Regions from separate parts of the Homo sapiens genome. Here region 1 is linked to region 2. The links are chromatin loops, found by intact Hi-C in ENCODE. Cell type or tissue: ovary. All regions are shown on one strand. Each heading gives the region's core, and the rest is flanking DNA. Links, peaks and the distances in the headings are about the cores only.

Region 1 (8,338 bases), core at 185-8,184, 56 kb before region 2:
ATCTCTACTTAAATAGTATTGACACTAAAATGAAAGATGACATTTTTTAAATTGCATCAAATTTCTTTTTATTTATATAGAAAAAAATAAAATAGAATAATTTATGTCCCAGAGAAACACTAATCCTATCTTAAAAATCTGAATGAAATAATATATTCTTAAATACAAGTCCAGGTGATTCAGTTTAGAGAAAATGAATTCTCTAATTCATATAATTCTCAAATATTCACGAATATATGCTGAATTTTTTGTTTACGCTTTTTATGCAACCTAGTGCCTGGCATAGTACTGTATGTATACACCTACACCAAGCTAGGCTGACACTGGACCCAAGGTGGGGCAGTCTGCAAGGGGGCTGGATAATGGTCCTCAAGAGTGACAGAAGAAAATGGGGGCAATTTAAATGGCTTAATATTTAATTAAGAACTTCAATAAATTTCAATTCTTAGCTGTAAAGAAAAGTCAAAAAAAAATTCAACCCACAAACAGGAAAGTATTTACTTAGCAGCAGAATACAGAAATTGAGCATCTCTCTAAGTGTAGTCTATACACCACTATGCACGTGACCCTCCTGCTGGCACAAGGACAAACATGGGTGACACAGTCTTCTGGCAGTTCCTTCTACAGTTCCAGAGTGTTCTGCATCAGTCTGCAGCAGGGACAGATGCAGCAGTGAAGCCTGGGGCATGAAGTTAGAAATTAAAAAGGAATAAAAGCCCAACAGAAGCCAGCTCCAAAGCTCCGGTACTTGGCTCACCCTAATGACAGGACAAATTTATAGAGTGCAGGTCCTTGCATACAGCCTGCAGTCACATGCCTGCACACCAACATTCTCTTCCTACCTGCCCCTACCCCTCCCTTTCCCTGTTCATTCTACCCCTCCCTTTCCCTGTTCATTCCCTAGAGATGCTCATCATAGAAATGCTCTCTGTAGCTCAGAGGAACACTAGGCTCCGATTTCATACACTGTCCTGCATACAGTTTCCTTTCTAAATAAATGTACTGATATTTAAGTGTTTATAAGTGAGATATTTAAAAGAATATTCCAATTATTAATAGCACCAGTATTTCATGGATGTGACAAAAAATCAAGATAATGCATTAATATTAATGAAGTTTGTAAAAAAAATTATTTCTTCCAGCTCTGCTTCATCTTCACAAGTCCTATTACCCTTAAGTTTCCTCTTAAAACTAACTTTAAAAGTTAGTTTCAAATATCACTCATATTGTAGATACATGCTATAGTATTTAATGGTAAAATATCATTCTACAACTTCCTTCCAAATGGTTCAGTGAAAGATATGAGTGAGTGTGCATTTATTATGCTTTTATTATACATATATAGAGTGAATGCACCAAAATGTTAACTTTCGGATCTAAGTAGCATGCAGGTGGATCCTAGTTCATTGTGCTATTCTTTCAAATGTTATGTATGTTTCAATTTTTTCATAACAAAAAGTTGGAGAAAACAGGGCCGGGCGCGGTGGCTCATGCCTGTAATCCCAGCACTTTGGGAGGCCGAAGTGGGCGGATCACCAGGTCAGGAGATCAAGACCATCCTGGCTAATATGGTGAAACCCCGTCTCTACTAAAAATACAAAAAATTAGCCGGGCGCGGTGGCGGGCGCCTGTAGTCCCAGCTACTTGGGAGGCTGAGGCAGGAGAATGACGTGAACCCGGGAGGTGGAGTTTTCAATGAGCCGAGATCACGCCACCGCACTCTGGCCTGGGCGATAAGCAAGACTCCGTCTCAAAAAAAAAAAACAAAAACAAAAAATTAGCCAGGCGTAGTGGTGGGCACCTGTAGTCCCAGCTACTCAGGAGGCTGAGGCAGGAGAATGGCGTGAACCCAGGAGGCGGAGCTTGCAGTGAGCAGAGATCGCACCACTGCACTCCAGCCTGGGCGACAGAGGAAGACTCCGTCTCAAAAAAAAAAAAAAAAAAAAAAAGTTGGAGAAAACAAATTAGCTACCTGCTAAAAATCTGTGCTTATAAAGATTATTAGCATAGTAAGTTAAACTTTCAAGGGTATTTATCAAACATCATCATCAGAACATTGAGCTATTCACCCGAACTGAATATAAATATGTGCACTTCAAAAAAAATAAAATAAAAACACTAAATTGCTAACATACAGGAAGATATGGACAGTGCTCTCTCTCTCCCTCTTACAGCGTAATTACCATTCAATCAGGGACTGAACAGTGCATCAAACCCAGGACATTTGGAAATCACAAGGGGCTAGCAGGCTGGGTTTCTGACCACGTGTCTGTTGACTGTGACTTTGGTAAGTCACAACTTCTTCAGGGTTTCAGGTGGCCTGTGTTTCTCCAACTTGGGCCCTCCTCTCCATCCCTTCCAGCATTGTAATGATGCAGGCCCTCACTAATTCTTGCCTATAATATTTCAGCAGCTTCATAACCAATCCACCTGTCTCCAGGCTAGACCCTCTCAAATCCATCCTCAACAGAGCTACCACAGTAATCCATCTAAAACACGTTTGATTTTGGAATTTCCCACTTCTGGAACCACAGGAAGAAGTCCCAACAACTCTTGAAAATGGCCATTTTTAAAGCTATTCCAAGATCTACCCCCAAACCTCTACTTCCTACTTCCCACCCAATCCCCTTGCTATTGTTCTAGGATCCTCCCTTGCTATTTTTCTAGTATCCAATTTCCCCTTCCCCCAGCTCTGAGCTCCGTGATATTTCCTCTTCTCTATGCCTTTGCTCTTGTTGTTAACTCTGAAAGAAATTTAACCTTTCCTAGATCACTCCTATCCACTTCTTTCAAATCTCAAGAAGCTCACCCTGGCCAGGTGTGGTGGCTCACTCCTATAATCCCAAAACTTCAAGAGGCTGAGATGGGAGGATCGCTTGAGCCCTCAGGCGTTCGAGACCAGCCTGGGCAACACAGTGAGACCCCTGTCTCTACAAAAAATAAACAAAATTAGTCAGGCATGGTGGCGTATGCCTGTAGTCCCAGCTACGCACTTGCTGCAGTGAGTCAAGACTGTGCCACTGCACTCTAGTCTGAGTGACAGAGCAAGGTCCGGTCTCAAAAAAAAAGGTCACCCTGCAGATTGGTGTCTCAGGAGCTAGAGAAGAGTAGGTGGAAAGCAGTTGCTTAATGGATACAGAATTTTCTTCTAGAGTGATGAAAATGTTTTGGAAGTACGTAGAGATGGTGGTTATACAACAATGTGAATGTATTAAATGTCATTGAATCGTTCACTTTAATATGACTTATTTTATGTTTTGACAATCTCATCTCAATTTTTAAAAGACAGCAGCAGCAGCAGCTTATCCTACAAAAAAAACCCTCAATGACTCCCCACTCTTCTGCCCCAGACTAGATCAGTACCTTGTACAGTCCTCTATCACAGCACTTATTACCTTATATTATCTGCTCATGGAGCTCCCCCACAAAACTATGAGCCTCTTCTTATCTTCCTCATCCTCTCACCCTGCAGTGCTTAGCCCAAGTGCTCAATAAATTTTTTTCATAATTGAAAAATAGAGATACCACTTATCTCCCTCAGGAAAAGGGCTAAAGCAGGTGGACTTTTGAAGATCTAGGCTATATAAAAGCCTATTAATTGGAAAGGAAAAGATTAGGAAGATTGCTGTCAATCTGGTTATAAAGGACAACAATGGCATGACCTCTGGTAAGACTTTTCAGTTAGCAATATAAACATGTATTGAGTTACCTATATAAAGCACCGTATTAATATGCAAGCCCTTAATATGCCTTGTATCATTTAATGCTCACAACTACTCTATGAAATAAGTATAACGATTAATCCTATTTTCCAAATGAAGAAACAAACATATTTAAGTAACTTGCCTAAGGTCACAAAGCTGGTTACCAGGAGTGGCAAGGCTCACACCCAAGACGTGCAGGCTGCAGAGTTTGACCCTGTATCATCAATGTGCTAACCTGCACCTTCATGCTGCTCCAGGTATGATTTCAAGAGCTATGAATGGACATTCTCTGGCCCACAATTGTCTTTTCTAAGACTGAGAAACACTTCATTTTCCTTGTTTACCTACTTATACATGGCCATGAATGCTATTTATATTTCATAAAGTGCTTTTTTAAAATATAAAATGTTAATTTTTAAAAAAAAACAAAGAGAAGAATCATTTAAAAAGGATTTGTCATTTAAAAACCTCTAACATGGCCGGGCACAGTGGCTCACGCCTGTGGGAGCCAGCACTTTGGGAGGCCGAGGCGGGCAGATCACCTGAGGTCAGGAGTTCACGACAGGCCTGACCAACATGGAGAAACCCTATCTCTACTAAAAATGCAAAAAATTAGCTGGGTGTGGTGGCGCGTGCCCATAATCCCAGCTACTCGGGAGGCTGAGGCAGGAGAATCGCTTGAACCCGGGAGGCAGAGGTTGCGGCGAGCCAAGATCACGCCATTGCACTCCAGCCTGGGGCAACGAGAGCAAAACTCCATCAAAAAAAAAAAAAAAAAAAAACTTCTCACGTGTAAATCAGGAAGTGTTTGTGGGCTATTCTTATACACAGCTGAAAAGATCAGAGTGTACTGGCTTTACTACAACCACACCCACAGGGCCTCCCCACTGGGACTCATTTTCAAAGTACCTCAACATCTGCACAAAGTAGGCACCCTGCTAATGCGAAAACCATATGAAATAACAGCATGCTGGAAGAAAAGTTAAACACTCCTACTTTTTTAAAAGTGTAGAAAGCATGATGTATTATATGTGTTCTTGTTCTCTCTCCCCTCCCCCCCACCACTTATCTCTCTCTCTCTCTAGAGCTCTCTTGGAATGTCTCTCTCTAGTAAAGAGAAAATGTCACAATCTGGTAAGAAGAAAATTAAACAAGAGTCAATGAGATTTTTTTTTTAAAATGATTTGTGCATCTGCAAGGGAAAACCTTACTACAGAGGTAATATAAAAAACCTTGACAATATATAAATATGGTCAATATTAAAAACGCATCATCTCCTCAAAAGTGTACACAGTTGTAGATACACACACACACACCCCTCCAAATAAAACCAAGGATGACAGTATAATATACTGGGTAAGTATACATGCATACAAAGCAAAATGACAGAAGGGGCAGTGTGACAGTATTAATATCTAACAATGTAGAATTCAAAACAAAAGTTATAATGCAACAAATTAGAGGCTTTTATACGACAAGTTACACTCTACAATGAATATAAAATAGCCAAGAACCTTAATGTATCAATTATCACAAAATTAAATACATGAAACAAAAACTGTTTTAAATATCAGGGAAGGTAACAGAAGCACAGCTATAGTGAGACAGACATTACTCTAAAGCGACGGCTGGCCAAGTAGCAAAAATAAGGACGTATAAAGCTCTTACAGATCAACATGAACAGGGCATCAGCAGAAAAAATGGTCAAAGAAAATGAACAATTCCTAAAACAAGAAATGAACGCAGCCAATAAGCACAGAAATATGTTCACCCTCCCTGGAAATCAAAAACATGGATTAAGCCAAACTATTTTTTTCTATCACATTTAAAAATGTTTTAAATAACAGAATCTATTATTGGAAGGATATCAGGAATGCAACAATTCCACATATCTCTGGAGGGAACACAGATTGGTTTTGGAATTTCCCATAAAATGCCTCCTCTCTCCCCTTCTCCAATTTTTTTGTATATATGGCTTAAGGTGTAAATCCCATAGCATTAAATTTGAAACATCAGTTCACAATGGTAAGGACATGGGTTCCAAAGCCAGGCTACCTAACTCTTCACTTATTAGCTATAGTGTCTTGGGCAGGTAAATTATTTAACTTGCATCTGAAATGATGGCAATAGTACCTACTTCTTAGGGTTGCGGTGAGGATTGAGTTACTAGCACTTAGAACAATGCCTGGGAAATACATGCTCAATAAATCTTGGCTATCAGCACATGGATTTCTCACAAGCAGTTTCTTTCTAAGTAACTCACTAGCATTTACTGAGTACTTCTAATTGGGACATTTGTATGTGCTCAAATAATTTCAAATTACTTATAATTTTTTTTGTTGCTGTTGAGACAGAGCCTCGCTCCATCGCCCAGGCTGGAGTGCAGTGGCGCGATCTCGGCTCAATGCAAATTCCGCCTCCCAGGTTCACGCCATTGTCCTGCCTCAGCCTCCCGAGTAGCTGAGACTACAGGTGCCCACCACCATGCCTGGCTAATTTTTGTATTTTTAGTGGAGACAGGGTTTCATCATGTTGCCCAGGCTGGTTTCGAACTCCTGACCTCAAGTGATCCGCCCACCTCGGCCTTCCAAAGTGTTGGGATTACAGGCGTGAGCCACTACGCCCAGCCTATATTTGGTTTTCTACAATGAACATGTATGACTTTTGTGGGACAGTCATTTATCCTAACTGGTTGAGACATTCACCTGCGCTCTCTCAAGGATACCTGGCCAGGTCCCATTCAATTACAGACAGTCCCCAACTTATGATGGTTAGACTTAGGATTTTTTGACTTTACAACAGTACAAAAGCTACATGCATTCAGCAGAAACTGTATGTACTTTGAGTACCCGTACAACTATTCTGTTTTTTCACTTTCAATAGAGTATTCGGTATTGAATTCATGAGATATTCAATACTTTCTTATAAAATAGGCTTTGTGTTAGATGATTTTGCCCAACTGGAGGCTAAGTGTTCTGAGCATGTTTAAAGAAGGTTAGGCTAAGCTATGATGTTGTGTAGGTTAGGTGTCTTAAATGCATTTCGACTTACAATATTTTCAACTTAAACTGGGTTTACCAAGACATAACCCCATAATAAGTCAAGGAGCATCTGTATAAAAATACAACTCATCGATCCTTTGCCAGTGCCTTTGGTCACTCAGCTACATCAGTTCATCTTCTGCATATCATCTTGGAGACTGTATCATTTGAAAATAAGTCAATGTCAACAATATTTAGGATTTCTGACAATAAAACAAAGCCAACAGACAAAACTGTTTGTGTGACTACAAACAATCCAATTTATTCTTGTGTTTTGGGGCTACATTTTTAAGCCTGGAAGAGACATTATCTTTTCTAATGATATAAAAGCTATATAAAGCTTTTAATTGTATTATGATTAAGGAAAATAAGGCAATGAGTATTATATCCTATTGTTCCATTTATAATTTCAGGCAGCACATTTCAACCATCCATTTTTAGGCAAATTCCCCACAGAAATCAATTTGACTTCCTTTGCATAAATAAGCACGTGCAGGTGGAAATTTCAATAATATGCTGTATCCTTTAGGTGGCAGGACAAACATTTGCAAAACTGTAACAGGACAGTAAAAGTTTCCATATGATAGTGATGAAACAATACATGTTATAACGTTCAAATCTATTATTCTTGGATCTAGTTTACCAAAGATACAAACATAAGTTAAACAGGGCTGATAAAATCAAAATTTTGCTGGCTATTAGCTAATTCTAGAGAGGAAGGGAGAAGCAGAAAGATGAACTTATAAACTCACTAATAGGATAATTTCTGAAGATGAAACTTTCATGACTAGTCAGTTCTCTCTGAACAGTGATCTAAACTTGTCAAGTAATTTAAATTTTAATTCAAGGTTTAAAAAAAAAAAAGAATGAGGCCGGGGGCAGTGGCTCACGCCTATAATCTCAACAATTAGGGAGGCCGAGGTGGGTGGATCGCCCGAGGTCAGGAGTACAAGACCAGCCTGGCAAACATGGTGAAACCCCATCTCTACTAAAAACACAAAACTTAGCCAGGCATGGTGACAGGAGCCTGTAGTACCAGCTACTCGGGAGGCTGAGGCAAGAGAATCTCTTGAACCCGAGAGGCAGAGGTTGCAGTGGGCCAAGATTGCGCCACTGCACTCCAGCCTGAGCGACAAGAGGGAGACTTATTCTCAAAAATAAAAAAAAAAAAGAATGAATGAAAACCTTCCTTTACCACAATCCCCAAGCTGCACGCCCTCTAACTCCCTATTTTCAATAGAATTCTTATTTGAAGATTTGTCTATGCCTCATCTGTGCCATCCTCTACCATAAAACCAGAATTAGTTTCCAAATCTGATGCTCCCTCAGCTGTATAATTTCACAGCTCCATACCACTGCATTTGCTCTTCTTTTGCTTGGAAAGCCACTGAAATTGTCTTTCTGGCCCAAGCTCACACTCTACCTTTCAACCTTTTTATGGGCTCACTCTACACTCTATGTGCCCCCACAGCAATTTATACCGACTTCTATAATAACTGTTAACATGCCATATTCATTTATTTTTTATATCTAGCTCTTAAAATTCTTGAAGGCTGTGACTAGCTCTTTCTAATTACAGTACAGAAATTTTAG
Region 2 (8,338 bases), core at 49-8,048:
TATCTATTTTTTCTATTTCATCTGTTTATTCAATAAATTCCTAATGTACACTCAGTTGGTGCTGGAGGAGGTTAAGAGGAGTAAAGCATGGCTCTTGCCTCCAAGGAGCCTCAGAGGTGAGAAAAGAGATAGGAGTCTAGGTGAGAGACCAGCCCTAGACAAGAACAGGGAAGAAATGAGAACATTCTGCCTAAGGTGGAGCCGGTGTGGTAGGGAAGCAGTGGCAGGTATCAGAGAAGGAGAGACGCTAAAGACAGAAAATAGATTTAGTGGCTGCCTTGCGGGTGGGCAATGAGGGAGAAGGGACCAGGATGATAAAAATGAACATCAACTACTAAATATTTAGTGTCATCATCATCATTATTAACAGCCTGCATTTATTTATTTGTTTTGTATTTTTTTTTGAGACGGAGTCTTGCTCTGTTGCCCAGGCTAGAGTGCAGTGGCGCGATCTTGGCTCACTGCAACCTCCACCTCCTGGGTTCAAGCGATTCTCATGCCTCAGCCTCCCGAGTAGCTGAGATTACAGGCATCTGCCCCCATGCCCAGCTAATTTTTGTATTTTTAGTAGAGGTAGGGTTTTGCCTTGTTGGCCAGGCTGGTCTCAAACTCCTGACCTCAAGTGATCCACCTGCCTCGGCCCAAAGTGGTGGGATTACAGGCGTGAGCCACCGCACCCGGCCTAACAGCCTGGACTTATTAAACACTTCCATCATACCAGGTGTTGGGAACAGGCCCCCAAAACCTGGCCATAAACTGGCCCCAAAACTGGCCATAAGCAAAATCTCTGCAGCACCGTGACATGTTCATGATGGCCATAACACCCACACTGGAAGGTTGTGGGTTTACCGGAATGAGGGCAAGGAACACCTGGCCCACCCAGGGCGGAAAACCGCTTAAAGGTGTTCTTAAACCACAAACAATAGCCTGAGAGATCTGTGCCTTAAGGGCATGTTCCTGCTGCAGATAACTAGCCAGACCCACCCCTTTATTTCGGCCCATCCCTTCGTTTCCCATAAGGGATAATTTTAGTTAATCCCATTTCCCATAAGGGATACTTTTAGTTAATTGAATATCTATAGAAACAATGCTAATGTCTGGCTTGCTGTTAATAAATACATGGGTAAATATCTGCTGAGGCTCTCAGCTCTGAAGGCTGTGAGACCCCTGATTTCCCACTTTACACCTCTATATTTCTATGTGTGTGTCTTTAATTCCTCTAGCGCTGCTGGGTTAGGGTCTCCCCAGCCGAGCTGGTCTCGGCAACCAGGCACTGTTCTAAGCACTTTATAAGCATGAATTCATTTAATCCTCACAACCCAATGAACCAGGCACTGCCATATGTCTGTATTTCAGGTGAGGAAATGGAGGCAGAGAGAAATAAATAACATGTCCAAGGTGATGCAGCTAGTCAGAGGCAGGGGCGGGGTAACTCTCTGGTATCTAAGTGTCCAAGAGGTTGTCTCCCACAAAGATAGGAAACTGGAGGGAGATACACATTAATAGTTTTAGAAATGTGTGATTTGAGATGCCTGGGGTCATCCAGTGGAGAGTTCCAGGAGGGAGCTGTATGTATAGGAGGGAGGCCAAGCAGAGCATCTGCCTGGAAATAGTTTAAACACCACCAGCATCTCCATGTGGCAGTGGAAGCTGTAGGTCTGGTGTGGAATATCACGGATGGGGCCAAGGTGAAGACCCAAGAGTGAAGAGGCATTAGGAGGAAGAGGACCCAGATAGGGATTGTGAAAATGAGTGATTAAAAAGCTAAGGTATGAACCAAGAACAAGCAGTATCATAGAAGGTGAGGGAGTGAAGAGTTTCCAAAATCAGGCAATGCTCAAGTGCATCAGATACCACCACCAAGACAGCATTCAGATGAAGCTTGAAAAGCAGTCACTAAGGTAGACATTCAGGAAGTTTGACAACTAATGGTCTTGACAAGCACAGTTTTGTGGCATATGAACTCTAGCTCCCAAAGCACCCAGATCAGTGGTTTTCAAACTCTGGTACAAGAGAATCTTTTGATGGTTTAAAGAAATGCAGATTCCTGGAACCTATGAACCTGGGTTCATAAGGTTGAAGGCCAGGCCCAGGAACCAGAACTGTTTAAAAGTTGCCCCACCAGGTGATTCTGACATCGGTGGTTTTGACAAGCATGGCCCTGAAGACACAGCATTTCTTTTTCTACCTGCCCCAGGTTCTGGTTTCTTATTAAATGATCTACAACCTCTCTCTGGGAAATCAACATATGAATGGCCAACCTTTCAGTTCACACCTTCCCCCAAGGGCTTTGCACACTTATGTGCATACACAGAATAGGTAAGAAAGATATTTATACCTGACAGAAACACTTATAAGTAAGTATAAATACCTATGAGTAATCCAATGAAAGAGGAGACTAGAATAATAAAAATGGCTCTCAAATACATTTATATTTACTCTTCAGGACAAAGTGTAGAAGGAACATAGAGGAAAGAGTAGTAAACTCAGCTTGGAGGTGTTGGCTAAGGCATTCCTGAGAAGGTGACATTTGAATTAGGCCTTGAAGGATGAATAAGAGTCCATGAAGCAAAGAAAGGGAAAAGGATTCCAGGCAGAGGAAGAGCAGGTGCAGAAGTACAGAGACATGAAGGAGCACAGTGGTTTCGGGAAAGGTGAGAACTGCACTGTGGCTGGAATAGAGGAAACGGGGTGGAAGAGAGGGTGTAGAAACAAATGGAATAATGGTGAACCAAGTTGGAAGGCTTCATTGGGCAGCCCTTTGGCGGGTCCTCACCCTTAGGTATTTGGGCTTCATCTTGAAAGAAATGGAGAGTCCACACGGTTTTCAAGCAGGGACTTGTAAATTTGATAGCTAAGGATATCAACGGTGGGAAGGCTAGGAGACCTCTTCCTGTTCGACTTTTCCAGCATCCAGCAGAAGAGGGATCTCTACTAGAGAGAGAATCCTGGAATTCACATGGTACTTGCAGACACAGCTTTTGAGTTTGTTTCTTCTAAGCTATGAAACCTAAAGATTCTAGTTTTGGAAATGAAGCATGGGAAAGAGGAGGGAGATAAAGAGGGGGGAGAAATAACATTCAACTCCAATTCCTCAAAGGAAAAAAAAAGTATAATGTCTCTTTATCGAAACATGTATTTAAAATAATCACAAAAAATTAAGTTCAGTTTTTGCAGAGTGGGCTACTGGAGGAGAACCATAAATGACCAAAGAACAACAAAGCAGAAAAAATAAGCAGAGGAGAAAGAATATAAAAACAGGAAGTCAGCAGGCAGCAGTTCCCCATGAGGTCACTGGCAAAGGCCCAGGGGCCTCTTCTCTACAGGTCACGGGTGGGGAAGGGAAAGCTGGGACGCAGGCCTTTTCTCATAGTCATGGGCACCGAACAGGGCAGAACACAGGGTCAATGCCAGACACACCTGGCAATTTTCAAAAACTGTTTCTATGTGGGATGGGGGTGGGGTGATCTCAAGGCTGCCCCGCTGGAGGCAAAGAAGCCTGGTTCAAATCAGGAGCTGAGTCGCCCCTCTGGGTCTGTCATTAAGCGATTGTGTGACCTGGGCAAGAGCCTCCACCTCTCTGGCCTGTTTCCTCACCTGGGATTTAGTATGATTGGCAAGGCCTCCACGCATGGGTGGCCAAGGGGCATGTTGAAATCCACTGTGCACTCTGGCATGAGCTGAAACCAGGAAGAACAATTTTTCCAATTTATACCAAAACATTGTTCTGCCAGCCAAACCCACAGCCTCCGGAGATGGGACCACTCAGAGAGGTCCCTTTTTCTCCTTCATATGTAGGAATTTCCTGGGCAAACAGTGGCACTGAAATGAGGTGGTGTGGAGGCAAAGAGGACCAGGTCGGAAAGAAAGGGTGAAGCCACCCTGGGGAGAGTCTTGGATGCTGTGATAAAGAATTTAGACTTGTTGTTGAAAGAAATGGAGAGCCAGATCTGCCTAAGGTCACTTGCCTGCCCCCAAGGCCTTCTCCTGACCACTTGCACAAGGGAGAGCCCCTGCTTCCACCGACACCCCACTTCCCAACACAGCAGGCTGTCTCAGCCACCCTGGGGGTGAGTGCTGGGTTTTGGCATGAACTTCATTATGCCTGCTGCGATGGGAAGGAGCTGAAACAGCTCCAGCACCCACTTCCATGTCCAACCTTACCTAGGTCCGCTGAGGCTGGCCCAGGTACACAACCCAAAGTAGGGGGCAGCTAATGCCCCATGGTGTGAACTTTGAGCAGTGAGAGACCCAAGTAACAGATAGGTTCTTGATGATTCTCCCTAACACACTGCTCTGAGGTGCAATGGCTTTATGTGGCCTCCCCAGAGACTCTAGTGTGGCTTGGTGATTCTTTCTATTTCATGGGGTGCCACAGCCAGCTTTATTATCCCACTTTGTTGGTTTTCACTATTTCTTTTTTTCTTTTCTTTCTTTCTTTTTTTTTTTTTTTTGAGACAGACTCTTGCTCTGTCGCCCAGGCTAGAGTGCAATGGCACGATCTTGGCTCGCTGCAACCTCCGCCTCCCAGGTTCAAGCGATTTTCCTGCCTCAGCCTCCCGAGTAGCTGGGATTAAAGGCATGTGCCACCACGCATATGCCACCACGCCCGGCTAATTTTTTTTATTTTTAGTAGAGACGGGGTTTCACCATGTTGGTCAGGCTGATCTTGAACTCCTGACTTCAAATGATCCACCCGCCTCAGTCTCCCAAAGTGCTGGGATTACAGGCGTGAGCCACTGCACCTGTCTGGTTTTCACTATTTCTCTGCCTCATTTCCTCTTCCTCTCACACTTCATAAGCTTTATCATGCGAGTGCTGCCTTTTTTTTTTTTTTTTTTTAGGAGAAATGGGTTATGATAGAGGGCCGGGCAAGGTGGCTTATGTCTGTAATCTCAGCACGTTGAGAGTCTGAGGCAGGTGGATCACTTGAGGTCAGGAGTTTGAGGCCAGCCTGGCCAACATGACAAAATCCCTTCTCTACTAAAAATAAAAAAATAAAAAAAACATATACTGGCCATCTTGCTGGCCCTGTCTAGTGAGGGTTTGCCACATTCGTAATGTTACATTTCTTGCTTTTGAGTATGTTAGAACAAACTCATACGCCTTACAAATATTTGGGCAGTAGAATCAAGAGAGCATGGAGTCAAACAGGCCACTCTTCGAATCGTAGTCCCATCGCTCACTATCTCTGTAAAGTTCTCTAAGAAGACCTGACTTCTCCATCTCTTAGTTTCCTCCTCCATGAGATGAAGATAATCAAACGTACTCCATTGAGTCAGTGGTGATCAAATTAAATGAGATGATGTACGTGGGTTACTTAGCATATTGCTGGACATACAGGATGAGCTGGCAAGGGTGTTTTTGTTGTAATGATTAGGAAAATTGAAGCGTAGGAGACTTTTGGGTCAGTGTCCTGGGAACAGCAACTGCAGAGAGGGACTGCAGGACTCAGGCCTGAGGGAGGGGCAAAACGCCAGTGGCTGAGGCCAGTCTGAAAGATTTCCCAGACTAGATTCCAAGTGTGGGGATGGGGAATGACATGAACAATAATCCAGGTCTCCTCTGGAACCCATTTCATCTCCAAGGCTGCATAGGCCCACTGAGCCACCCACGCTGACCTCAGCCCAGAGCAGATCTGCCTCCTATCCCTGAATGATATTTCCACCGCTGCTCCTGTCCCCATTTTATCCTTAGAAAGAACAGGCTTCTTGCCTGCTTGTTTTCACTGTGGCCTTGGTATTGAAAGCTAAAGGCATGATTTGGCAGAAGGTAAAGCCCGGGGAAACCTAGGACAGAGGCTCTTGCTGCCCACAGCCTCAGCAGCCTGCAGACACATCTGATGCCAGCTTGGATGTCAGAGACTACAAGGTCATTGTCACACGTGCATGGTGGTGCTACCGCTTGAGCCCTTTGTTTATTTTTATTGTTCTACTGCTACCGGTGGTAAGAGACTACCAGTGGGGAAAGGTGGGAAGGAGAGGGGAAGAGATTTCTACCCCTTCCCCATTTCCCTGTGTCTTTACTGCTGCCCCACATCTGGAGCTAAGCAGTTGGGTTTGAGGGAACTGAAGCAGGCTGGAGAATGTGGTACTATGGGTCATAGACAGGCTTAAGGGAGGCCTTCGTTTTGTTCTGTTTTTGTTTTTTTTTTTATGATGGAGGAGTGTGCACATGGAAAGAGCCAGAGAGAGAGAGAGAGAGAGAGGGAGATGAAAGCTGGTAGAGCAAAGACCCCGAGGAAATATGTGAGGGGTGAAGGCACTGGAATCCAGGGCACTGGGGAAGAGATTCTGGTGTCTATATAGATGGCGCACCCAGTTCTCTGACACTGGTGGGGAGGATGTGAGGGCTGGCAGACCTAAATATTTTTGTGGGAGGGAGGCTGGAAGTAGAGGGATTTCATGCCAGATGGTCTCAATTTTCTTTCTCTTTCTTTCTTTCTTTCTTTCTTTCTTTCTTTCTTTCTTTCTCTTTCTTTCTCCTTCCTTCCTTTCTTTTTGACAGAGTCTCACTCTGTCACCCAGGCTGGAGTGCAGTGGCACGATCTTGGCTCACTGGGCTCAAGCAATTCTCCTGCCTCAGCCTCCTGAGTAGCTGGGACTACAGGCGCACGCCACCATGCCTGGCTAATTTTTGTATTTTTAGTAGAGACAGTGTTTTGCCATGTTGGTCAGGCTGGTCTCGAACCCCTGACTTCAGGTGATCCACCCACCTCAGCCTCCTAAAGTGCTGGGATTACAGGCGTGAGGCACCGCGCCCAGCCAGGCAGGATGGTCTCAATTTTTGCTGGGAGCTAGGAGGCAAAGCCATCTGCTGAGAGGAGACTTGAGGTAAGGATGGAAATTAAGGAGTAGTGGGGAAGGTCTGGAATAGCCATCGTGGGGACAGGAAAGGATGCTTCCTAGAGGCAGGTCAAAGGATTGTACAGATGCACTGAGGACTGTGAATTTACAATTTATCCCTGAGCAGCACTGAGCAGTACAGACCTGGGGTCCAAAAAGGTAGAGGATGGGATTAGCCCCAGGATTGCTACCTATGCATGAGACCTACAGACATTATTGTGGAAAGTATCTTGAGCAATGCTTCATGTCTAAATAGTTATTAAGCCCAGACCTTTCTAATTCATCTCCTGGGAGCAGTCAGAAAGTAAGTGGCTCGGTCAGAAGGTAAGTGGCTCACACCATCGGGCCATCCCACCCCCGTGTGCCACTTCATCTTCCTCTGCCCCCAGGGTCAAGTGACTGGTATTGCGGGCAGCTCAGACGCTGCAGGAGCAGATGGCCAAGTAGGTAACCCCTGCCTCTTTGGCATGATCTGTCTGTCTGTGACCCCTGCACATGGACCCCAGGGGCCACACACAGCCAACACAGAGCGGGGGCCCTGATTGCCTGAGTTTATGGGCTCTTTAAACACCAGGCTTATAGTCCTTCATGTAGCCGGGCCCAGATCTCAGCCAATCAATCAAAAGCCGGTCATGGGATGTCACTGTGCTTCCTCTCCAACACATGGAGAAGGCCAGCCTCCCCGGTGCCAAGGCCAACATCCCTGGTCCCAAGGCCAGCTTTATTAAGTGGAGCTTGTTCTTAGAGGTCTTATTAATTGATATACACCCAAATGTATCTGTGTTTCCACAAATCAGTTGTTTCCCAAAAGTCCCCCTGTGGATGAAAAAAGCTAGGGGACAGGGTGACTTGGAAATATGTCTCCTGGCATAAGGCAGATGATTTATTGGTAGAAAAACCAAATTGGGGTCATTTACTGTCCTTACATAAAATAGTTTCATGCTTGGTACTGACCTACCTTTCCAAGATCCTGTGAGCATGCAGATGTCAACCAAGCAGCTCAGCCTTCTAGGAGAGACATGAGCCATGTGAACTCACTATGTTCTCACTTTTTTTTTTTTTTTTTTTTTTTTTTTGAGACAGGGTGTTACTCTGTTGCCCAGGCTGGAGTGCAGTGGTACAATCACGTCTCACTGCAGCCTTGACCTCCCAGGCTCAAGCAGTCCTCCCACCTCAGCCTTCAGAGTAGCTGGGACTACAGGTATATGCCACCACACCCAGCTAATTTTTTTAAAATTATTTTTTGTAGAGATGTTGGTCTCACTATGTTGCCCAGGCTGGTCTGGAACTCCCGGGCTCAAGCAATCCTCCTGCCTCGGCTTCCCAAAGTGCTAGGATTTACAGGCATGAGCCATTGCTCCTGGCTCCACTTATTTAAAAAGATAAAGGGTGAAAAATAAAAATCGAGGAAAACTCACCTAGCTTCGTCGTTTATCAACCGTGCATCCTTTTCATTTTGGCAGTTGAGACTTGAGCATTGTTCTAGAGTGAGT

Evidence for each region. Hi-C counts contacts between places; a loop is a spot of excess contacts. Peaks named below come from ENCODE experiments on the same cell type or tissue, not always from the same donor. Only the 100,000 strongest peaks of a DNase experiment are listed, where the experiment ranks them.
Region 1: it touches region 2 in a loop (2.4-fold over the local background); 30 of 110 quality-filtered maps call a loop at or near these places.

What each region holds. Positions count from the first base shown.
Region 1 is chr15:70,747,773-70,756,110 of GRCh38, forward strand. All of the region lies in intron 1 of UACA (uveal autoantigen with coiled-coil domains and ankyrin repeats), which reads right to left. Among named protein-coding and RNA genes, the nearest start is that of UACA, 12 kb to the right of the region's middle. In ovary, for the core only: no CTCF peak of the experiment used is centred there; a DNase peak (open chromatin) is centred at 4,576.
Region 2 is chr15:70,803,889-70,812,226 of GRCh38, forward strand. No RefSeq gene overlaps it. Among named protein-coding and RNA genes, the nearest start is that of UACA, 44 kb to the left of the region's middle. In ovary, for the core only: no CTCF peak of the experiment used is centred there; DNase peaks (open chromatin) are centred at 3,323 and 3,563; H3K27ac peaks cover 560 bases.